Linked DNA regions of Mus musculus: regions 1 and 3 are each linked to region 2. Evidence: chromatin loops called from intact Hi-C (ENCODE). Cell type or tissue: heart. All regions are shown on one strand. Region 1 holds the start of Poglut2 (protein O-glucosyltransferase 2). Region 2 holds the start of Tpp2 (tripeptidyl peptidase II). Region 3 holds the start of Tex30 (testis expressed 30).

What was found. Peaks named below come from ENCODE experiments on the same cell type or tissue, not always from the same donor. Only the 100,000 strongest peaks of a DNase experiment are listed, where the experiment ranks them.
Region 1: it touches region 2 in a loop (2.4-fold over the local background); 7 of 42 quality-filtered maps call a loop at or near these places.
Region 3: a loop joins it to region 2, with 2.2 times the contacts of the local background. A loop is called at or near these places in 7 of 42 quality-filtered maps.

The regions. Positions count from the first base shown.
Region 1 is chr1:44,115,610-44,123,609 of GRCm38, forward strand. Poglut2 (protein O-glucosyltransferase 2) reads right to left here and starts at 3,164. Exons shown (of 10, transcript NM_023645.3): 1 at 2,709-3,164; 2 at 1,429-1,634. The coding sequence starts at 2,890. Bivm (basic, immunoglobulin-like variable motif containing) reads left to right here and starts at 4,359. Exons shown (of 10, transcript NM_144558.4): 1 at 4,359-4,665. In heart, CTCF peaks have their summits at 3,200 and 4,347 (motif pointing left); DNase peaks (open chromatin) are centred at 3,272, 3,802 and 4,342; H3K4me3 peaks cover 3,201 bases; H3K27ac peaks cover 3,098 bases.
Region 2 is chr1:43,929,895-43,937,894 of GRCm38, forward strand. It overlaps Tpp2 (tripeptidyl peptidase II), which reads left to right and starts at 4,100. Exons shown (of 29, transcript NM_001310540.1): 1 at 4,100-4,359. The coding sequence starts at 4,195. In heart, no CTCF peak of the experiment used is centred here; a DNase peak (open chromatin) is centred at 4,027; H3K4me3 peaks cover 2,924 bases; H3K27ac peaks cover 1,832 bases.
Region 3 is chr1:44,097,542-44,105,541 of GRCm38, forward strand. Tex30 (testis expressed 30) reads right to left here and starts at 4,900. Exons shown (of 6, transcript NM_001356297.1): 1 at 4,787-4,900; 2 at 2,307-2,460. The coding sequence starts at 2,321. In heart, a CTCF peak has its summit at 4,984; DNase peaks (open chromatin) are centred at 4,200 and 4,940; H3K4me3 peaks cover 2,539 bases; H3K27ac peaks cover 2,140 bases.

The DNA of each region.
Region 1 (8,000 bases), 190 kb after region 2:
GAATTATACATTTATAAAAATAATGCTCGCATAACATAAGAATTGGAAGTGGAACTGTGTTATTCCTTTCAGATATCTTCAGATTCCAACCTGATTCAGTCAATAGATGACAATGGAATTTATGTACATTTTAATACTTTGTCAGCTGGACTATACCAAGGAGTCCCAGTAGAATGTGAAATAATTTATACAGTTAAAAAAAATTCGTAATTTTCTTGTGGTCCTATATCCCCATAAAAAGGGGAAAGTGTTGTTTTTTTATTATAAAATTCTCTTCTCATCCCTATGGGGGAAAACAGCAGAGAATGTCTTTGTCATAGTGGCATGACAATGACAACTAAAGCAATAGTTAATCCCTTTTTCTGCTCCAAGCCATCTGGCTGGCCTGGAATGTACACCATAAGACTAGGCTGGCCTCAAACTCTTAGAGGTAACCTGCTTCTCACCCTCCTCAGAGCACTGGGATTACAGGCATGTGCCACCCCACCTGGCAATCTTAGTGATGAGTATAAGTTACTTAAGTAGATCATTCCTTCAAGAATTACCTATGACTACATATTTAACTTGATTATTCAGTCAGGAGTTACAGTCAGTCTTGAATTGTAATGTGGGTGCTGGGAACCAAACTCAGGTCCTTTGGAAAAGCAGCCAGTGTTCTTAATCACTGAGCCATCGCTTCAGCCCTGGAAATTCTTTTTTAATCCTAAGATTTACACAAACATGAACACAAAATAAATAAGAAGTCTGAAGTAGTACAACAGATGGTAATCATGATTAAGTATGATTTTTTTGAGACCGTTTCAATTTCATATGTGCACATACATATGAAATTATTTTATACACATATGTATATGTCATATCTTATTGTAAGCTGTGTTCCAAATGGTTTATTAAAACCTTGTTGTAAATTATGAATTAAAAACCTCCCTAGTGGCTAAACATTTCTTATTCTACATTATGTGTGTGTGTATCTGCTTATGCACGCATGAATGCAGGTGCCTGTGTAATATAGATATCCTCTTCCATGAAACTGGAGCGCCAAGCGGCTCTGAGCCTCCTCACATGGGGGCTGGATCCAGACTTGGTCCTTTGCAAGTGCTTTTCACTGCCGAGCCATCTCTCTAGCTTTTTTTTTTTTTTTTTTTTTTTTCTCTCTAGCTTTTTAAGTTGATTATTCTCACAGGTGTGTCCTCAAGGAGCAACTTTTCTAGTAATGTTTCTTGGTCTTTAGTGAATTATAATCCCCATGTAAATAATCAATATCTCTCTTTTGCCAAGTTGCCTAATTTAGTTTTCAATTAGAAAAACATCTAGTTTTTTTTTCCATTTAGTGAAAAAAGTATGCTAAGTTTTTGATAGAATTCTTATTGATGGAATGACATGCCTTTTTGTATACAAATCCTACCATAAATTTTTGTTTCAAAATACCTCTTAAAACATAAGGAGACTCGGCAACATGTTGCCCATGGTGTTTAACCTCTATCTTCAGATTTCTGTAGCTGGCATACATTCTGTATCTTACTATGAAGGAACCGTCCTTTCGATCTAAAACCTGGACACCAACTCTCGTGAACTGCTCATCGGGTGCTGAGATTTTAACCTGGAACACCTTTTCACCTGGAGAAGATGTAAACCTGTTATGGAAAACAATGAGAGATGAGGGTTATTTTTAAGATCAAATGCACGCTACTTATTCTCTTTAATGTGTAAAGGTTGGACCTTCTGCTTTATCCTGATTTTAAGATATTGTTGTTCGATTACTCTCTTAGGCTTTTAGGACCAGAACCAATATGATAGAACAAAGATAAAAAAGAAAACAATAATAACATAAAATAATTTCATTAGATAGTTGCCAGGAGATAACACTTAAGACTAGCAATCTATTTAGCATACCAAACAGAGCACTATCAGTGTACTATTATTAATTCATAACCAACACAGCTGGCAATTTGTCATTTGTAACATGTTTACTTCAAGGATGACCTTATTTGAAAAATTGTTCTTAATGGCTTAAAATACAATCCAGTACTGTGGGGCTAGGGAGATAGCTGAATGGTTTAGAGCATTTACCATTATGTAAAAGACTTAGTTCAGTTCCTAGTATCCATTGTCCTTAAGGCTCACAACTATCTGCAGTTTCAGCTCAAGGAGATTCAAGGCCCTCTTCTGGCTTCCTCCAGCACTTGGGTGTGAGTATACACCCTACCCACATCATGTAATTAAAATATTACTACTAATAAAAGTCTAACAAATATACCAGTACTCTAAATTATGTTTAGTTATGGGGGAAATCAAAATAACTGGTCATCATGTTAGTAACACAAGTGTTTTGGACTGAATATTCCTGCATTTTGAATGCATTTAGTTTCTAGTGTTTAGTTTTCCCATTTAAAAATAACGGAGATTTGTTTAGCCTCAATTCCCATCTAAACAGCCAAGAAGAGAGCTGTTATTTTAGCAATATTATTTACACTATACATATTTCAGAATTATTAAGTCACAGAGAAAAGTTGATTTTGAAGGAAAAGTCTATTATAACCAGATGTAGACAGCACTCGAGAATTCTGGAATGTAAATGGACAGCAGTAAAGACGAGTCGGGGCATATAAAGATGAAGGACAAAACCAAAATAAACAACAGGAACAAAAACCCCTCGAGTTATTTTAAACCGCGATCTCAAATAGTTGAGGAGTCATTTCTCCACTTACTGTTCCCCTGAGGTATCCACCGCCCGAATGTAGAAATAGCGGGCAGGAAGGACCACGTGTGCTTTTAGCCCGGGTCCCCATATTTCGCTCTTCTCTGGGCTCAGCCTCCTCTCTCCGCCGGTCTGGGCAAGTGCTGGCACAGTCCCCAGAAAAAGGCAGGAAAGCAGCGAAATGCTGAACATTTACAAGACCGAGTCTTGGAAGATCCACGAATAAATGCAAACGTGCTAAGTGGACGGAGCTAGCCTGGGTAGGTAGGAGGACGGTGGTCAGTCCTAGCAGCAGTCAAAGTCCCTAAAGTGTCGCTTGACGTGCGGGGTCCGCGCGTGGGACTATGCTGTGCCCAAGAATGTCACAACCCGAGCGGTGGCATGTCCAGGAGAAGGATGCCACACGTTCTGCTGAACCTGGTTAAGAACCGCAGGCTCCACTTTCTCCGGACAATGACAAACTTGTGTTACTCTTGCCACTAGAGCATCACTTTGGGAACGAATCCGTCGCAAGTTCTAGCCAAGGTGAGAGGAGAAGGATTGGCCTGCGCTGTGACCAGTCTTAGTAAAGTCTTCTGCTAGTGGATGAGTGGGTCAGAGTGGAAAACGCGTCCCGGGCCCCTTAGCTTCCTGGGATATGTAGTCCGCCATAGGACTAGCGGAAATCCTGCCAGGAGTTCACCCCCAACTACTTTCGTCCCTTCCCTCCGTCCCTCACTCTCCCTCCTCCTTTCTCCCCCCCTACCTTCCTTTCTACTTCTTTTTTCAACTTTGGAGCACGGCTTTCTGGCAACCTTAAATACTACAGTTGCGCAACTAGCATGTCTGGAGTCACAGCAAAGATTTCCCAACTTATATTTTGTTCAAGGTATCCACCGCAAATGGCAGGTATATAGTAAACGCTGAAAGGGAGGCTAGGTGTTATCAATGATACCCAGTCACTCGGTGCTATTCTTGTGCGCTCAATGGGACGAAAGATTCTGGGCCTTGGGTAGGAGACTTGAGGATGCAGATCTGGTGTTGCCTTCCAGCACCAGAGTTCCGGGACCCAACAGGAACAGAGGTATTCCCCAGCGGAGGGCCTAGCCCAGGCACTGCGGTGCGCTCCGCCTCTCCGTAGCGCCGTCACTGCCTCGTTGCAGGACAACCCCCACCCCCACCCCCACCCCGCCGCGCCCCTGGAAGGATCTGGGTCGAGCTGAGTCTCTGAGGAGAGATGTAAGGGATAGAAATCACCAGAAGAAAGCTCGGCCTGAGGGGGGTGCATCCGTGGGTATCCCTGTACTCTCTTCAGGAGCGGGTCTCCACGCTGCGCTAGCGGATCCCAGGCACCCGGCCTGCAGTGGCCATCCTCTCTTTGCACCCTCGCTTCTCGGCCAGTGAGGTCAAGAGGAGTAGCAGGCTTTGTCCTCCCTCCACGGGGTAAGGGGCGTGGAAAACATAGACGGCCTGGTTGTGAGCCAAGGCAAGGGGATTCTTTTTCCCCCTGCCCCCCCCCCCCCCCCGCTATTGTTATTATTGGTGATATAATCATTCATCGCGGCCTCCCCTCCCAGCTCTCAGGCTGTCACTGTCTGCGTGCCACCAGCCTCTCCAGTCCCTAGCGCGTAGGAAGCGGCCCCCTTCAGGCCTGCGCGCTCCCCCTCCTGGCGAGCCTTTTCTTCCGGCTGGGAGTGAGGGAGCAGGCCGGGAGGAGGTTACAAGGCTTTAGATCTGGTCTTGGCCAGTGGGGACTAGGGACGCCTGGCACTGGGTTGGCCACCGCAGGACAGTAGTGGGAACCCGGCACAGTAGCGCTGCAGCAGTTGCACTTGCAACATCCCTGCTCTCCCGGTTCTCCTCCACCTGCACCTTTGTCACCTTCAGGTGCTTCGGAGCCTCAAAGAGGGGGCAGTGGGAAGTCTCCTGGCTCCTCAGAGTCTGAACTCCAGAGGGCATCATGTGCTGCATGAATCTCATACTCACAGGTAGGCCTCCCAGGTCTGGTCTGGTAGTCTAGGCAAGGGCGCTGATAGAAAAGGGGGGCGGGGGGGGCACCTGGCTGCTGTCTTAGCAGCTCTTATCAATCCTCAGCAAAACACTTTTCTGGGTCTCAGTTGCTTTCTATGCAGAATATTGATTATACTGTTTGTGATATGTGGAAGGCTTTACTGAGATTTTATTGGATGTCTAGCTCTCTACTGAATGTGATACTTCAGCATGTAGACACGAAAGGCACATAAATGGAAAAGAATAAACTCAGGCAATCGATATCGGTTTTGCAAACAGTATGTTTATTTGACAGAATTGTTCATTCCAAAGACTTTCATAAGTCATTCCTCTAGTGCCGTCCTAGAAGCTTGGGGTTTATATTGCTTATGAGATACTGTGAATAAATTGAGTGGTATTCCGCAAGTCCTAATATGTTAATCAAAACGAGGGAGAACAATTTCAATAATGCCTAGTGCATTGTAGACACCTAAAAATGTTTGTTAGACCTGGCTTCTACAAGACTAGGCCTGGAGATGCAATTTCAGGAAAACTAGACTTTCAGGAGTTAACCATTTGTGTACACACACACACACACACACACACACACACACACACATTTAGAAAGCTTAATCATATTCTAGAAAGAAAAGTTCCTCACTATGGATAGGGTATCTGGCCTAGTTAGAACAGCAAAAAAAAAAAAAAAGTTCTTCAGAAAGTGACATTTGAGTATAACTTTGAAAGATGGATGAGAATGAATAATTAGTAAGGGGCTACAGGAAGACAACATTCAGAAAACCAAAAAGTAATGTGGAAGGACAGAAGAAGGTATGTAGGGTAAGGAGTTGATCTTTTGCTTCAATAGCTGAGGGCCTTAGGCAGAAAATTTCTATGAGGATATATATGTAGCAGACTTTACTCTTTGATGTCTATGCAGGGATCAGACTAGAAAGAACAGCTCAAAGGGTGGGTGGCATGAAGTTATAAGCATAAAGATAAAAGCAGATATAAACCCCAGATAGCTGCAGATACAGTGCTGGACAATCAATCAGCCTTCATAACTCCGTTTTCCCTGAGACTACCATTGCATCTTACTAGAATAATCTATGCCTGTAATGGTCTTGTTTCCAGTAGTTGTGGCTTTCTTCATTCTAAGAAAGCAGGCTCTGAGTGAAGTCCTAAGGATACCATAGCAGAAGCCCTTCAGAGTTTAACTACAAAGGGTGGAGATGCAGATCAGTCACGGGATGCAAAGAAGTAGAGTGCCAGCATGGGTTCTGGGTCATTCTTTTTCATTTTCTGTGAATATCTTCTGATATTTCATAATTTTCTACAATATACTTTGTGTCATCAAACCTATAAATATATGTATTTTCAGAGATATTCACATAAAACAGTGGTTCAAATGAGGAAATGTTGATATCTTTCATTTTCAGTGACAACTATGTAAAATCTTCAGGTAGATGGCAGGTTTGTTTGTTTTTTTTTAAGATAAAATGAGAGCAAAGAGATTATTTTTATTCAGTGACCATTGCTTAAAGCATACAATCCAAAACCAGATGGTTGCATGTTTTATAAATCAAGTGTTTTACTCTTAACAGCTTCATCTCCTAGCAATTTCCATTGTATTTTTTCATTCATAAATGAACCTGTTTCCCTTGGCAATGTTATTTGGTTAGCTTTGGTTATTTGAGCTAGGGTCTTGCCCGGTGTGTACTGGGCTAGATCAGAAGTAGCTGTGTAGTTTAGTCTAGAGTAGATCTTGCAGCAGCTCTCTTGTATCTGCATCTTGAGTCTTGGAATTACAGAAATGGGCTACCACGTTCTATTTTGACCATACTTTTTTTCTTTCCATATGTTCCAAATGAGCATAAAACCATCAAACTCTGGTACATTGTACTAGTCCCATAGGCAAAATTATATTCAAGGTGAGCGAGGCAGTGATGGCAAGGTAAGGTTAATGTCGGGTTGTGATCTACAAAAGGTAGAGCCTGGGGTGCCTGGGATGTACTGAATCAAGCTTTCCCACTGCCCCAGCTGACCATCTGTTGTTTCCTATCGTTCCACACCCAACCACAGACACATTATACCCCTCTACCACACAGCTTTTAAAGAAGAACGTGAGCATCACAGACAGGAAGTGGGCAATGGAGAAGTGGAGAAACTCAGTGCTCAGAGGAAAGGAAGCAGTGTGGTCTGCAAGCCTCATGCACTGTACATCCTTTGAGTCTTCTTCCACTGTCACCATCACACCGCACACAGAATGAGGACAAAGGAGAGAGCTCAGACACTACTTGTACACACACTAAGACCTTTTTACCAAACAGTATTTGAAAGGAAAGCACTGCAGATGCCAGCTTTGGTGATAATGTACTTGCATCCTGTGAGCCACTGTTAACTGAAGATGAGAAAAAAGCGGACGGGAAGTTGTGAGAAGGTGCATCTCATAAGGGGAGCTCACTCTGCACAGATAGGAGTTCCTTCCTAGGACTGTTTCCCCTTAGATTCCATAATGGTGAAAGTGCCTTCACCCCTTCCATTCAGAAGATACTGGAGATTCCGGTTTATCATCACATCTGTTCGTTAGAGACTCAGACAGGCTTGTGCCATTCAATTCTTTTATAATGGTTATTAAACAAATCATAATCTGTGATTATTTTCATTTCTGATGAGGAGAGAGATTAATAATGGATGGGTTTAGTCTCTCATGCACTGCGCGGTCACTGGAGCCTGGAAAGGCAGATCTCGCCCTGCATTTGGTGGTTGGTGAAGGTGATTTGAACTGTGGAAGCCTGGCTCTAGAGGTTTCAGAGAAGAATTTTAATATGTAGCCATAATATTTTGGTGAAGAATGTGGCTGCTTTTTTGCCCTTGTCTGAAGAGTCTACCGGAGGCTAAGGTGAAGAGATTTAGATTAATTCCTTTGTTAAAGGAAATCTCAAGACATCCTGATATAAATTCTGTTGAGTGGTTACTAAACTTCTCTCTTACAAAGACTGTTTTAATGAAAAGAAGCAAGCTGAGAAAGGAATAATATAAAATATATGGTTGCAGTATTAAAAGGGGCACCAGGAAGTGAAATGGAGCTGAATCCTGTGTTCATGGATATTAAATTGAATTAATGGGGTGGTGACTTTGAGGCAAGAGTCCATCCAGCTAAATTTAGGTCCAGGCATGGTAGTATACAAGCCTTTAATCCCAGGAGTCAAGGCAAGCAGGTCTCTGAGTTTAAGGCCAGCCTAGGACAGAGCAAGTTCTAGGTGAAGAAAATCTTAAGTGCAGGCATGGTGGCATATACCTTTAATTTCAGGAGACATCTCTGAGTTCAAAA
Region 2 (8,000 bases):
AATAGAATTGAAGATCCATAGTTAAACCCACACATCCATGGTCACCTGATCTTTGACAAAGAAGCCAAAATCATACAGTGGAAGAAAGACAGCATATTCAACAAATGGTGCTGGGTCAAGTAGGAGTTGACAAGTAGAAGAATGCAAATTGATCCATTCTTATCTCCTTGTATAAAACTCAAGTGGAAGTGGATCAAAGACCCCCACATAAAATTAGATACACTGAATCTAATAGAAGAGAAAGTAGGATAGAGCCTCAAACATATTAGCAGAGGGAAAAATTTCCTGATCAGAACACCAATGGTTCAGGCTCTAAGATCAACTGTAGACAAATGGGATCTCAAAGAATTGAAAAGCTTCTGTAAGGCAAAGGACACTGTCAATTGGGGAAAAAAAGGCAACCTACAGATTGGGAAAATATCTTGACCAACCCTACATCCAATAGAGGGCTAATATCAAATATATAAAAAGAACTCAGTAAGTTAGACTCTAGAGACCCAAGTAACCACACTAAAAATGGGGTACAGAGCAAAACAAATATTTCTCAACTGAGAAATCTCAATGCAAATCAAAACAACCATGAGATTCCACCTCAGACCAGTCAGAATAGCTAAGATCAGAAACTCAGGTGACATTAGATGCTCGCAAGGATGTGGTGGGATTGCAAGCTTGTACAACCACTCTGGAAATCAGTCCGGTGGTTCCTGAGAAAATTGGACAGAATACCACTTAAGGACCCAGATATATCATTCCTGGGCATATACCCAAAAAAAGATGCTCCAACATATAACAAGGACACATGCTAAACTATGTTCATAGCAGCCTTATTTAATAATAGCCAGAAGCTGGAAATGACCCAGATGTCCTTCAACTGAGGAATGGATATAGAAAATGTGGTACAATTACACAATGGGGTACTACTCAGTTATTAAAAACAATGACTTTATGAAATTCTTAGGCAAATGGGTAGATCTAGAAAATAACATTCTGAGTGAGGTAACCCAGTCACAAAACAACAACAACAAACAAAACAAAACAAAACAAAACAAAAAACCACACACAGTATGTACTCACTGATAAGTGGATATTAGGAAAAAAGTTAGGAATACCCACCATATGACTCACAGCTCATATGAAGCCCAAGAAGACTAAAGTGTGGGTGCTTCAGTCCTGCTTAGAAGATGGAACAAAATAATCATGGGAGGTAGAAGCAGGGAGAGAAGAGGGATGAAGAAAAAAGAGATCAGGTGTGGGAGGAGACAGAAGAGAATTCAGGAAATTGAATGGAGCAGTGTAGCAATAGGGAATGGGGAACTGGGGGGAGCCACTAGAAAGTCCCAGATGCCAGGAAAGCAAGAGGCTCCCAGGACCCAACGGGGATGACTTTAGCTAAAATACCCAAGAAAGAGGACAGAGAACCTGTAGAGAACATATCTAGAGGTAGGCCTGCACCTACCTCATAAATATTAACCCAGAATTGATTCTGTCTAAAGGAAATGCAGGGACAAGAGTGGATCAGAGCCGGGCGTGGTGGCGCACGCCTTTGATCCCAACACTCGGGAGGCAGAGGCAGGCGGATTTCTGAGTTCGAGGCCAGCCTGGTCTACAGGGTGAGTTCCAGGACAGCCAGGGCTATACAGAGAAACCCTGTCTCGAAAAAACCAAAAAAAAAAAAAAAAAAAGAGTGGATCAGAGACTGAAGGAAAGGTCATCCAGAGACTGCCCCACCTATTGGTCCATCCCATCAGGAGACACCAAACCCAGACACTATTGCTGATGCAAAGAAGCATTTGCTGACAGGAGTCTGGTATGGCTGTCTCCTGAGAGGCTGTGCCAGAGCTTTAACAAGCAGATGAGGATGCTTGCAGCCAACCATCAGACTGAGCAAGGAACCCTAATGGAAGAGTTAGGGGGAGGACTGAAGGACCTGAAGGGGTTTGCAACCCCACTGGAAGAACAACAAAATCAACCAACAAGACACCCCCCCCTTCCCCCCCAGAGCTCCCAGGAACTAAAGCACCAACCAGAGTACACATGAAAGGACCCATGGCTCCAGCTGCATATGTAGCAGAGCATATATGCCTTATCTAGCATACATGGAGGGAAGACCCTTGGTCCTGTGGTGGTTCCATGCCCCAGTGTAGGGGAATGCTAGATCAGTAAGGTGTGAGTGGGTTGGTGGATGGGTGGGGGAACTCGCTCATATAAGCAGGGGGCCAGGGGGATGAGATAGGGGGTTTGCTCCAAAGGGTAGCAGCTGATGGCTCTGATTTTATAAGAGACATACACGTGGGAATCTTATACTTATAACTAGAATAGCCTGGTTTTTTTTTTTAAGATTTATTTATTTTATGTATAGGAGTACACTGTAGCTGTCTTCAGACACACCAAAAGAGGGTATCAGATCCCATTACAGATGGTTGTGAGCCACCATGTGGATGCTGGGAATTGAACTCAGGACCTTCAGAAGAGCAGTCAGTGCTTTTATCCGCTGAGGCATCTCTCCAGCCCTAGAATAGCCTGTTATAAATGGAAATATGTCTAATTCTCATCAAACTTCTAGGGAAAAGCTGCCTTTTCTTTCCTCCCTTCCCTCCCATCCCATTTTTTGTTCATTTTAATCTTAAGATTTACTCATTGTTTTCATCAACTTTGTAATTGTAAGTTAACTTAATCCAAAAGAAAAAATTAACATTCTGATCCCAAGAAATTCTTTCAAGTTACAATTTAATATATTTTAATATATTTGCTCATAGAGCAAAGTATGAGGAGTCAATGGAAATGCTGTGGTTTGAAACAAATGGCATACACGGGATTCTAGGAACCTGCCTCTTAAACTGGAGACCATAGAAATGCACAGGGCCCATGATTGAATAGGAAAAAATTATTTTCATCCTCCACATGTTCTTAATTATGAACACAGGCAACCTTTGTTATTAAAGTGTGTAGTTTAGATATATTCAAATGCCATTTACAATTGTTTTCCAATTTAAAAATAACATTAGTTATTAGACTTGACGATGGCTCTGTTATTTAATTTTAAAAAGAGCACACATGTAATTACTTACATATATGAAACTATTGCAATACAACAAAAATTAAGTTGTTATAATTCTTTCAACCGTCTACTTCCTGTATAATCCTATATATTTCATCTTATGCATTTAAAGACATCTCTGTGGTAAGGTGTCTTGAGTTTGTCAATGGGATAATTAAGATTACTCTGGGCGCCTTCTTGCTGCTGGGACTTTTGGAGTAGACACAGCAGTCGCTGCCACTAAAGAGAAGAATTACCACACTTATGGCTGTGGTTCGGTGCTCAGTATTTCAGAGGCCTCCAGGCAGGCTACACACTGAAAAAACGTGCAGAATCTCTCACTGGTACAGAGTAGATTTGTCACAAATAGGAAAATATTAATTCACCCCCACAATATTCTTAATTATGAATGTTGGCAACCTTTGTTACTGGATAATCTGTGTAGTTTAAATTTCAAATGCCATTTACGATTGCTGTCACTGTGCATCCTAATGGGAAAAAAACCCCGCAAACTATGGCTCGGTAACTGTGTTACAAAGAGGAACTTCACTGGAGAAAAGGCAGGTATTTTTCTGAAATTCCGGATGCCAAGGGTAAGTAAGCCACGAAGACAGGAGGGAGCTCATTTCTGTCACGTGTTTTGCTTTGGGGACTCTGGCGACAAAACAGCCGACAACCCACTTCCTGTTGACTAAACAGCACCTCACCCTGCCAGAAAGGCCGGGCCGCTAAATCTGAGACTTCCGCGCTCGACTTTACAGGCTTCCGGTCCGCAGCGGGTTAAGCCAACCTCGGCGGCGTCGCGAGGATCCCACGCCTCAGGCAGACAGCCCGTTCCTCTCGCTGCTTCTCACGGAGAGTGACAGCTCGGAAGGCAAGAACCTCCCTCCAGTGCGTTGTCATCCGCAGCAGCGCACACTCCGTTCCAGCTCTGCAGCCTGGGTAACATTCCCTCGTCGTGACTCGTAGCGGCGCCGTTAGCTTACGTTGAAGCGTATGATTGGCTAGACACCTCTGACCGCACACGATTGGGTACTGGTGGCCAGGCTCCGCCCCTTCCCCACCTCCGTCCCGCGGTAGCCGGGTGTCCTCGCGCCGCTCGTCCGCGCGCTGCCTGGCAGTTTGCCTCTTCCTCGTCTGTCCTCCAGCTTGCGTCCATGGCCACCGCCGCGACCGAGGAGCCCTTTCCTTTCCACGGTCTTCTACCAAAGAAGGAGACCGGGGCCTCCTCCTTCCTGTGCCGCTACCCGGAGTATGACGGGCGCGGGGTGCTCATCGCCGTCCTGGACACAGGGGTCGATCCCGGGGCCCCGGGCATGCAGGTGAGGCGGCGCCCAAGGGCCCGTAGCCCAGAGGGCCGAGCCTGGAACAAGGCGGGGACCGGACGGGCCGGGGCGGCCCGGACAGCTCTGGGAGACCTCCAGGCCCTGTTCCCTGTCCACACAAAAGCGGTGTGGTCAGCGTGGCTGTTCGGGATCGGGGGCCGCGGGGAAGCTTTGCTGGTCAGCCTGGGCGTTCCAGGCCCCACACCTCTTCAGGGTCCGCACCCGACCTCGGCATGGGAAAATTTTACAGTTTTATAGGTCTGGGAGGGCGCGGGAGCGTGGGGGGCACCAACGATAGGGGTAACAGCCTTGAAGAGATCCTTAGTGATGTTTAAGAGATACTCGTTTTGGCAAGGCCAGCAAAGTGAGTTCCCAGAATTCGACCCAGTCCGCTTCCGGAATGGTTTCTTCTGATACTTTTGTTCTATTTTTAAGTTATTTGCTGGTGTTTGTTCAGGGTCCTTGAAATCTTTTGGGTTAGTCTTTTTTTTTTTTTTTTTTTCAAAGGGCCCGACTAATTTGTTTCGGGCGAACTTTTCAGGCCTTATAAAATGTGCATTTTAAACGAGAGAACATACTTTGATTACGACTTCCTAAAAATGACTTCATTTCCTTTATTCAAGTTAGAAGTCTTTAAGAGCAGGGACCTTACTGATGTTAAAAAAAAATGCCTGAATAAAATGTATTCTGTGTTTAAATAGCCTCTTACTAAAACCCCCTCATAAGTACTCTCTAACCTTTGTTGAAGAGCTTATCTGACTAAAACTAGAGTTTATTTACCCTCTTTTCGGTCCGTGGTCAGTTTATCAAATAGATAGATTAGATCACATTGATACCATCTTATCCTTGTTCCTCACAAAAGAGGGATACTAATTCCTCTCCTCCTAGCCCTTGATTTGTTTCCTCCAATCTTTAGTTTTCTCATTGTGCTGCCTAATAATTGACATAAATGGATGGGAAGGTAATTGACGTACATGTTAGAGGTTATTGGAAAGGATAGGAAAGAAGCCTGTGTGGACACTCTGGGACTCTCAGGGAATCCTGCTTCCAAGTGTTTGTTACTTCTTCCCCTTTCTGGTGCACACCTGAGCCCTGAAGCACACAGTGTCAGAGTCTCTGATTAGAAGTTCAAGTGACTACAGTTATTTTATTAATAGTAATTGCTAAGGTTTAAAACTTGGTAACAGCAATGACACGTTGTGAATTTATTACACAGTGGAAGTGCTTCCCAATACACAGGAGTGTGTGTTTACTTTTTGTAGGGTGTGGGAGAACAACTAGGGTAAGTGGCTCACTAGTTCTTAGCGTTAGAGGTTCAGAAAATCCTGAAGATTTTGGCGTAGTACTACTCAGTGGACATTTGTAGAATTTTTGGTTCTGGTTAGAGTATTTTGTTTCTGTAAAGTAACAGTTTTTACCCCATAGGATTACTTGATAATTGAGCAGCCAACACACATGATTTTACAGTGCTAAAGTGTTAAGTACTTTTTTTTTTTTTTAAAGTCCTGAATAAACACTAAATGCTAGCAGAAGGAGTTCATGTTGGGTCATTGTCTGAAGGGAAAATATGCTTGATATTTACACAAACATTAACATTTAGTCAATAAAACATTGAACCAAAAGAAAACATAAGATCATCCAGCATTTATTCTCAGATTCTAAACATGATCTTTTGTTTAAATTCAGCAAGGAACTTACATGGGTGACTTTGATTTTTTTTTTTTTTTCTTACCTGAGGAAATTATTTTGTAGCTCTGTGTGTACATCATTAAGGTAAAAAGCAAATAGAAATAAAAAGAGAAGGAGGCCTTTCTGGCTATTTGAGTTGTCAAATGGGATCTAAGTAAAGGACTAGAGGTTACAAATGAGAACTTGGAGAAACCAGCCAGTGTCTCCTCCTTTAACTTCCTTAGACCAAGTCCTTTTTTGTCACAGCTTCTGGGTGTATGCAAAGTAGAGGGCAGAGTCAGGTGTGATAGCACACTCCTGTATACAGACTGCATGAGGAGATTAATAATTACCTAAATGTTTAATATTCTCTCAGCAACCATTCAAGTACCTAGTATGTGGCTACAATTCCATTGAATAATGAAGTCCTGCAAACTATGACTGTTATAGAGATGCAGTGAAAATGACAGGAAAACTGACTGAGATCGTGAGTGAGTTTCCTGACAAGATGAAATTTGGTTTAAGCCATATAGATACAGAAGCAGTGCTCACTGCTACTAATCTCACCACTGATCCATGGTTTGCTTTTCCAAACCTACTATTTATCAAGAGCAAACCAAGTATCAACATCTTTGCTCAAAGTTTGCTTTTTTAATAAAACTCTAAAATTTCAAATTTTATTATAAGGCCCTTCCCCTACTAACGCTAACCTTTGAGTGTAGCCTCAGCAACACCCTTCACTCCTATACTTCACTCTTGAATATTTGATTTCTCTCTTTCCCAGGTACCCAGATGTCTCAGGTCCTAATACGTGTGTTTGCATGTGGTGTTTAAATTGCCCAACAGTTTTCTATAGTCACTTGCAAGCTGCTGCTTCATTCTTTTAAGACATCACAGATTTAATTCAGCCCTTTGCCTGCTCTACTGTTAAGGTCTGTGGCTTCAGAGAAAATATTTCCACTATTACCGATTGTATTTCCTACTTATCCCAAAGCTCGACTGCAAAATTTTCATGTGGTTTTTGCCTTTACATTCTTTTCTATCCCTCAATTTTGTGGTCTCTTTGAAAAATCTCCAGTGGAGCATATGTATTTTGCTTGCCGTGTGTGTGTGTGTGTGTGTGTGTGTGTGTGTGAAGTGCAGGTCACTTCTTATAAGTAAAACTTATGGAAATAGTACATGGTAAATAAACCATTAAATCCCGTCTGGCTTTTTTTTCTCTTACTGTTTTTGCTCACATACTGATAATGAGGATTTATTTTACTAGTTTAATATGATTTTGATACTTACTTTTTTTCCTGATTTGTGGTATTGAGCCTTCTGGTTATCATCAGTCTTCTAGTATAAATACTTAAAAAAAACTAAAGAATTGTTGTTCAGAAAAAGAATAGCTGAACCTGTCAGGCCCTTTGAAGCTTCATACTATCATGCTCTCGTTTTTTTGTTTTTTTTGGGGGGGGTGTGTGGTTGTTTTGTTTTTTTGGTTTTTCGAGTCAGTGTTTCTCTTTGTAGCCCTGGCTGTCCTGGAACTGACTCTGTAGACCAGGCTGACCTTGAACTCAGAAATCTGCCTGCCACTGCCTCCTGAGTGCTGGGACTAAAGGCGTGCGCCACAAAGCTCTCGGTTTTTCAAGGTGACAGGACAAAGAGTTTGGTGTGGGATCCACCAGCTGTACCTTCTTTGCCCTATCAAGAAAATAAATTCTGTCCTCCTATACGAGCCACTTCTTCCTTGAGTATATGTTAAATACAAAGCTTTGCATAGGCTATAGAGGGAATACTTTGTGTGGGAGAAAAGGTTCATAGTGGTAAAAAAGACTCAGTAGTCATGGCCATTAACTATGATTTTAAAGACTTACAGATTTTCTAGGTTGAAGAAAAGTCTAAAGAGTTTGTGGTTGTTAATTTTTGATATTTTTTGACATTTGGTATTTTTTTCTTTTTTCTTTTTTTTTTTCAGACTTTGTGTT
Region 3 (8,000 bases), 170 kb after region 2:
GGTGGGACTGCAAACTGGTACAACCACTCTGGAAATCAATCTGGAGGTTCCTCAGAAAGTTGGATATAGATCTACCTGAAGACCCAAAAGATGCTCTACAGGGGCATGTGTTCCACTATGTTCATAGAGGCCTTACTTATGATAGCCAGAAGCTGGAAACAACCCAGACGTCCCATGGCAGAATAATGGATACAGAAAATGTGGTTCATTTACACAATGGAATACTATGAATGGAACTAGAAAATATCATCCTAGCTGAGGTAACTCAGATCCAAAAGGACATACATGGTATGTACTCACTAATAAGTGGATGTTAGCAAAAAAATAAATAAAAAATAAAATAAAATAAAATAAAATAAAATAAAATGCGTAGAGTACCCAAGATACAGTCAACAGAACTCAAAAAGGTCAAGAAGCTTTAGTGCCCAAGTGCGGACACCTCAGTCCCACATGGGAGGGAGAAGAAGCAATCACAAGTGGGTTGGGAGGGAGGGAATATGAGAGGGACTGTGGATGGGAGGGGGAGTGGAGGGCGTTAGCGGAACCTCATCTGGTATTGGGTGAGGGAAAAGGACTGAAGCCCTGAGGGTCAGCGGACAAAATGGAAACAGGCAACCTTGGAAGGTATGAGGTTGGGGGACCCTCCAGGATGCACCAGAGACCTGGGAGGTAATAGACTCTCAGGACTCAAAGTGAGGGACCTTAGATGAAATGTCTGACAGTAGGGAGAGGAAAGTTATAGATGCCAGCTCCTGCAAAAACAGGGAATCAAATGAGGGAGAGGGGGCCCATTCCACAGTCACATCTCTGACCCACAATTGTTCCTGTCTGAAAGAATTATAGGGATGGAAATGGAGAGGAACCTGAGGAAAATAGGATCCTTTTGGCCACTGACAGGCCCAAAGCAGGATCTAGCTCCAGGGAAGGTGCCAAGGCCTGACACTATTACTGAGGCTATGGAGCATTCACAAAAAGGGACCTATCATGACTGCCCTCCGAAAGATCCAACAAGCAGCTGAAAGAGTCAGATGCAGATATTTGCATCCAACCAATGGACAGAGGCAGCTGACCCCTGTTGGATTAGATAAAGGCTGAAAGAAGCTGAGGAGAAGGGCGGCCCTGTAGGATTACCAGCAGGACCTCTAAACAGACCACCACCTTCACATACTGTACCACCAAACAGACAGCATACACCAGCTGATATGAGGCCCCCAATGCACATACATCAGAGGGCTTCTGGGTCTGTGTTCATTCAGAGATGATGCACCTAACCATCAAGAGACTGGAGGCCCCAGGGAGTTTAGAGGTCAGGTGGGGTGGGGACATCTATGTGTGTATGTGTGGGGGGAAGGTATAGGATGTAGAACAGTCGGAGGGTAGATGGGGGAGGGAATAAAATATGGAGTGTAAAAAAATAAATTAATTAAAAGAAAAGAAATACTGTCAAAAATAAACAAAACAAAACAAACAAAGTTTGGAGCTGAGACAAAAGGATGGACCATCTAGAGACTGCCATATCCAGGGATCCATCCCATAGTCAGCCTCCAAACGCTGACACCATTGCACACACTAGCAAGATTTTGCTGAAAGGACCCTGATATAGCTGTCTCTTGTGAGACTATGCCGGGGCCTAGCAAACACGTAAGTGGATGCTCATAGTCAGCTATTGGATGGATCACAGAGCCCCCAATGGAGGAGCTAGAGAAAATACCCAAGGAGCTAAAGGGATCTGCAACCCTATAGGTGGAACAACATTATGAACTAACCAGTACCCCGGAGCTCTTGACTCTAGCTGCATATGTATCAAAAGATGGCCTAGTCAGCCATCTCTGGAAAGAGAGGCCCATTGGACTTGCAAACTTTATATGCCCCAATACAGGGGAACGCCAGGGCCAAAAAGTGGGAGTGGATGGGTAGGGGAGTGGGGGGAGGGTATGGGGGACTTTTGGGATAGCACTGGAAATGTAAATGAGGAAAATACCTAATTAAAAAAAAAAGAAATACTGTCATGTGCTTTAAGTGCTAATATATTAACTCATGTAAGCATTCCTTATAATTCTATGAGGCAATTACTATTATTCCTACTTTACAGATACAGCATAGCAGATTAATTTGCTCAAGGCTACATAGCTATTAGCTAAGAATGAAAAGTCAGGTTCTTGTTCTGGAATCTTTACAATTCTAAGTCTGTACTGCCTCTACTGTGCAAACTGAAAGCAAGGCTATTATACAGAAATGATGATTTAACCCATTCTCCTACCTCCCAAAGTTGACCAGAAGATACTGAGGATATGACCATAGCTTACCTCTGTATGACTCATTTTCACTGTTGAAAAATAAGCGTAAGGTGCACTACATCTGAGAAGCAAAGGGCATCTCTCTGAAAAGCAGATTCTGTTGTAAAAGGTGAGTTGTCAGACAAGGATATGACCCCAAACTAGGAATGTGCACATTCAAAATCTGAAATAGACACAATTAGAAACTCTTTTACACACTGGTATCTCTGTACATAGTCATTACTCAACCACATATTACTTTCAAGATTTTTATGAGCACTCAAAACTAATTACAGGAGCTGGCAGATATTATATAAGACAAAGCAAATTTGATACTTTGACACAGACACCTTAAAGTAGTTCATTCCAAAACAAGATGCTATACCTTTTAAAAATATATTTGGAATATATTTATAAGAATCTCCATTCTTAACCAGCCCAACTTAATTTCTACTAAATAAGTTCCTTTGTTATTCCTTTTTTGATACAATCTCAACAATTTTTAATTATTTTCCCTGAAGCTATTAAATCAATCATTCCATTTTTCTCTCCTTCATATAACAATAGTCCTTGTCATGTGATCCTATCGACTCTGGGTTTGGCTACCAAAACATTTCAAACTTCTACTTTTGAGTTAAGCTATGGCAGATTTCTAGAAATTTCGAACTGATTTTTCACCCTGAACCACAGAGAAAATCTATCCCGGGATTTTTTTTTTCATTTTCAGCCAGAATCCTATAATGAAGATAGTCTGAGAAAACTTAAAGCCAAATTAAAGCCTGGAGCGCAGTCTAAGTCACAACTGACCTGAAGGGCTGGAAGCACTGAGAGCTACTATAATTTCTGAGATCCCCTTTTATTGTGAGAGCTTTCATTTTTCAGCATATCACTGGCACGAGAATTTCCATTATCATCCATGTGCATGGACATTTGTTTATTCAGTAGGTAACAGTAACATGGTTCAAAGCGCAAAAGATTCGAAGAATATATTTAAAAAAAAAAACCTTTGTCAAAATAAGCCTCTAATTTTTTTCTTTTTTCTTCTCTTCTTTCTCCTCTGTGCTCTTTCTAGTCTTTTAAACTTGGGGAACACAATCACTCAAGAGAGTGAAATGGGGAAACTAATGGAAATACCCTACTGCTCCTTAAAAAGACTTAAACTAACATATTAGTCTTGCACCTCTATCCACATCAATGCACTTCCCCTTCCAGTTCCAAATATATCAAGAACTGCCAGTTTTTGTGTGATCTGAAGGCTTTTATTAATTCAGACTAGTTTTATAGATTCCCCCCCCCCCCGTTGGTTTAACCACTGCTTTTTAAGAGTTCATTATTCAACTGTTAATATCTCCAAGGTGTCTTTCCCAGTGACTACCCCCCCACCCTCGCAAAAGCCAGGTTGGGTGGGGCCTGACTATAATCTCAGGATTTGAAAGGCAGAAAGGAGAATCTGCAAATTTGAGACCAGACTGGGCAAGACCCTGTCTCAAAAACAGAACAAAACAAACAATAACAAAACTAAACACAAAACAACCAACCAACCCCATAAAGAACTCTTTCCTGTCACTTTAATGGGATTTCAGAAAAACAGTACACTTAGATACATGTTTTTAAGTTAATATCAACCTGGGAAGCTCTTCCAGACTAACCTGTGATTTTAAGGAAAACGGCTTTCCTCCAGACTTCATTATGAACTTGTTCTAGACTGCTTCAGCAACACCGAAAACGTCCCATATGGTAAGCGCTCGAAGCGACTGTTATCTCCGCCCCCCCCCCCCCCCCCACGCTTTAGATAAGGGAGGACGGAAGCCTGGCTCAGCCTCAGTGTCGCCCCACAGCAGAGGGAGAACACTGCACCAACCCACCAACCCGGTAGAAACAAGGTGACGACTGTGACACAAAACAAATATAGCTGATGCGGTACGGGGTTCAAACGTCCTGGACAATCAAGCCAACAGTTTAGGGGGGAGGGGCTACTCACACTCACAAGGTAGTTATTTTCTGGTAGTTAGCTTCCACTAAGCTCCCCAAACGCCACGGCCACCCGACTTCCAGTTTAAAAAAAAATAAACATTTACTCACTGTCTGTTCCGTCTGCAGCACTACCTAGGCTGTCACCGCGCGAACAAAACTGTGAGTTCTAGGATCGCCGGGGTCGACCAACCATACGACCAAAAAAAAAAAAAAAAAAAAAAAATTCCAAACCCGAGGTTAGAGGTCGACGGGAACCGTCGTTTATTCGCTTAACGAACGCGCGCGTCCCGGGCCCGTCTGGGAGGAGGCTTAGCTCCCGTCACCCCCAACAGCTCGTGAGAGTCGCCGCGGCCCGGCTCCACCTGCCCGTCGTCCTAAACCCGTGTCCACCCTCCTCGGCAAAACAGACCGTCGGCGGCTGCCGGCCGGGAGCGCTTGGCTTCCACGGACGCCTCGGGCGGAGGAGAGCAGCAGCCCCCGAGGAGCTGCCGGCCGGCCTCACCACCGCTGCCTCCACTTCCCGCCGCCGCGCTTACCAGCGAACGCACGAGTGACCGCCAGCGCCCAACCGCCCTCACTCTCTTCAGGGAGCGAACTAACACGCTCGAAGCGACCGCCTCGCCGCCCCCGTCAGCGCGGCCCGCTACTGCGCTGGCGCACGCAGGCTTCGCCCGGGGCTCGTGGGGCGCGCCGCGAGGCTCGCCGGGAAAGAGAGTTTTCTGCCGGCTTTTAGCTCGGCCACGCCCCTCGCGGGCGCCTGGAGGCTGGACTCCTGAAGCCGGAGTCTGTATGCTGGGACCGCCGAGCCGAGCGCGGGAAAGGATTTTCTTGTCGCTGCCTTGGCTTCTTCCGGTCTGATCAGCCCATCGGAAGACACGGAGTCAACCCTGACAACTTCTTTCCTCACATCCCGCCGTGAATTCTTTATCCCTTTGCATTTCAGGCGGGTACGATTCAGTACCTCGCGGGCATAGGACAGCTATGCATGCGGCCCAAAACAAAATCTTGCACTTAAAATTCTCTCATTCTCTCTCTCTCTCTCTCTCTCTCTCTCTCTCTCTCTCTCTCTCTCTCTCTCTCTCTCTCTCTCTCTCTCTCTCTCTCTCTCTCTCTCTCTCTCTCTCTCTCTCCTCTCTCTCTCTCTCTCTCTCTCTCTCTCTCTCTCATTTATCAATCATCTATCTATCCATTCACCTAAAGTATTTTTATTTTTTGGCGACTTGACCTCGTAATTCCCTGTGCGCCAGGCTAGGTTAAGCCTCCCACATTACCATTGCCTGCTTTGTCTACCGGTCATCAGAAGGGTGGGTTGCTAGCATCCTTGTGCCCATCACTTCATTTGGATAACCCTGAGGGTATATAGGACCCATCCACTCAGTCCCACCCAAAGACTTCGTACCTTCCTCTTTAGAGCCAAATAATCAGAATTTCCTCCTGTTCTTTCAGGGGCTTTGCCACTTCACCCCAAACCTACCAAGCAAGCCCAACTGCAGAGGTTTGACTCTTCCAGTTCCTCAGATTGCAGCTTTTACTTAGGACTTCATCTACATGTCCTTTTTGTCTTTTTCCTTAAGGAGTGTGTGTGTGTGTGTGTGTGTGTGTGTGTGTGTGTGTGTATTTATTTGACTGACTCTCCTGATTAGGATAACACGTGGCAAATGTTTACTAAATGAATTAAATCCCCCTTATGCACTTGGTTACCTGCCCTCTTCTGACACAGTACATATTAAGAAACAACTAAGGGAAAGCCATTTATGACAAGTGCTTTCTCAAGTTACAGTCTTAACATTTTTAAATTAACACTTCCTTATTGTCTGTTAACCTGTCTTCCTTCTTTCCCTCCTCTGCCCGTTTTCTTCCCCAGACTCTCTCCTCTCTTCTTTGGGTTCTTGAGTGTGTTACAGTGTCAAAAACCAGGAGCCAACACTGAGATGTTGCAAGGGAAAAATTTTACTCTTACAGCCAGACAAGACTTAAACTCTCCTCAGTAGTAGGAGAATAAAAGCAGCCCAGACCAGAAACAGGCCTTTTTATGGCAAATGAGCAAGTGATTTTTAAAAAGACAGACAAAAACAAAACAAAACAAAAAACGGAGCCAACAAATGGAATTTTGGAGTTATTTTTATGAGCATAGGAATGGTACATACTCTGAGTAGACAGTGAACATACCATGAAACAGTTTATGGTCACCAATTCTTGCAAGAATGGAAACAGTTTACATTGTATCATTCACAAGATTCCTGCAGAAAAACATGAAAACAACAAACCCGACTAACCAACCAATGACATAATCAAGGTGACCTCTAGACGTGGGTGTGCTTATGGTGTGATCTGTCCCTTAATGGAGTCCGTACTGCCACTGTCCGCTCTACCACTAACACATTGCCAGCTCAGGTCTGATACCTTTTCTATGCTTTATTTACCTGTCCTAAGTTTCAATTTCCAGTAATTGTACACTCATTTGCAGCTATCATCAAATTCTAAGGGCATCTTATCATTTCTAGAGGAAACTTACCATTCCCTCTCTTACCTTTCACACCAGACACCCACCAATATGATTTGTGACTATTGAATGGAGTCACAGAATGAGATCTTTGATCTGTCACCTTGCACTTGGAATGTGTAAGTGTACCCTGCTTCTTCTTCTCAAATAATTCCTATCACTGAATCCTATTAAACAGTTTTATGTATCCGTTTACTAGTTTGTGAACATTTGGCTTATTGTGAATCATATTGCTACAGTGTTCAGATAAGACAGTGGTGCTTTTGAGAGAGAAGCAGAGGGAGATTTTAAGAGATTAAGCTGAAGGCTAGGAAGATGGAGAGAGGGTTCTCAAGGCAAGAAATGTTAAGAATGCCCCATTAGAAGAAGAAGAAAAAAAAGAGGCTAGGAAACCCCCACCCCATACATCAGAAGGATTCAGCCCTGCTAAATGTCTTAATATTAATTAACCCAGGGAAACATTTCAGATTGTGACTTCTAGGATTGTAACAACACATTTTTATTGTTTTAGAGGACTAAGTATGTGATACTTATAGGAATAGGATAGTAATAGGAAACTAATATAAAACCGTTATTTATGAACCAAAATTTGAGTTCTATGTTGTACTGGCTGGTTTTATGTGTCAACTTGATGCAGGCTGGGGTTATCACAGAGAAAGGAGCTTCAGTTGGGGAAGTACCTCCATGAGATCCAGCTGTGGGGTATTTTCTCAATTAGTGATCAAGGGGGAAAGGCCCTTTGTGGGTGGGACCATCTCTGGGCTGGTAGTCTTGGTTCTATAAGAGAGCAGGCTAAGCAAGCCAGGGGAAGCAAGCCAGTAAGGAACATCCCTCCATGGCCTCTGCATCAACTCCTGCTTCCTGACTTTTTGAGTTCCAGTCCTGACTTCCTTGGTGATGAACAGCAGTATGGAAGTGTAAGCCGAAGTGTAAGCCGAATAAATCCTTTCCTCCCCAACTTGCTTCTTGGTCATGATGTTTGTGCAGGAATTGAAACCCTGACTAAGACATATGTGTACTGATGATTTCAACCACTTAAAATGCTAATATTATTCTTAGTCTCAAGGTTGTACAAACATGGATGGTGGGCCAGATTTGGGTTGTAGTTTAAAATGTCCTAAATCAAGGCCTGGTATGGTGGTCTACTCCTTTAATCCCAGCACTCAGAAGGCAGGGGCAGGTAGAACTCTATGAGTTTGAAGCCAGACTGCTCTACATAGAGAGTTCCAGGTCAACCACGATTACCT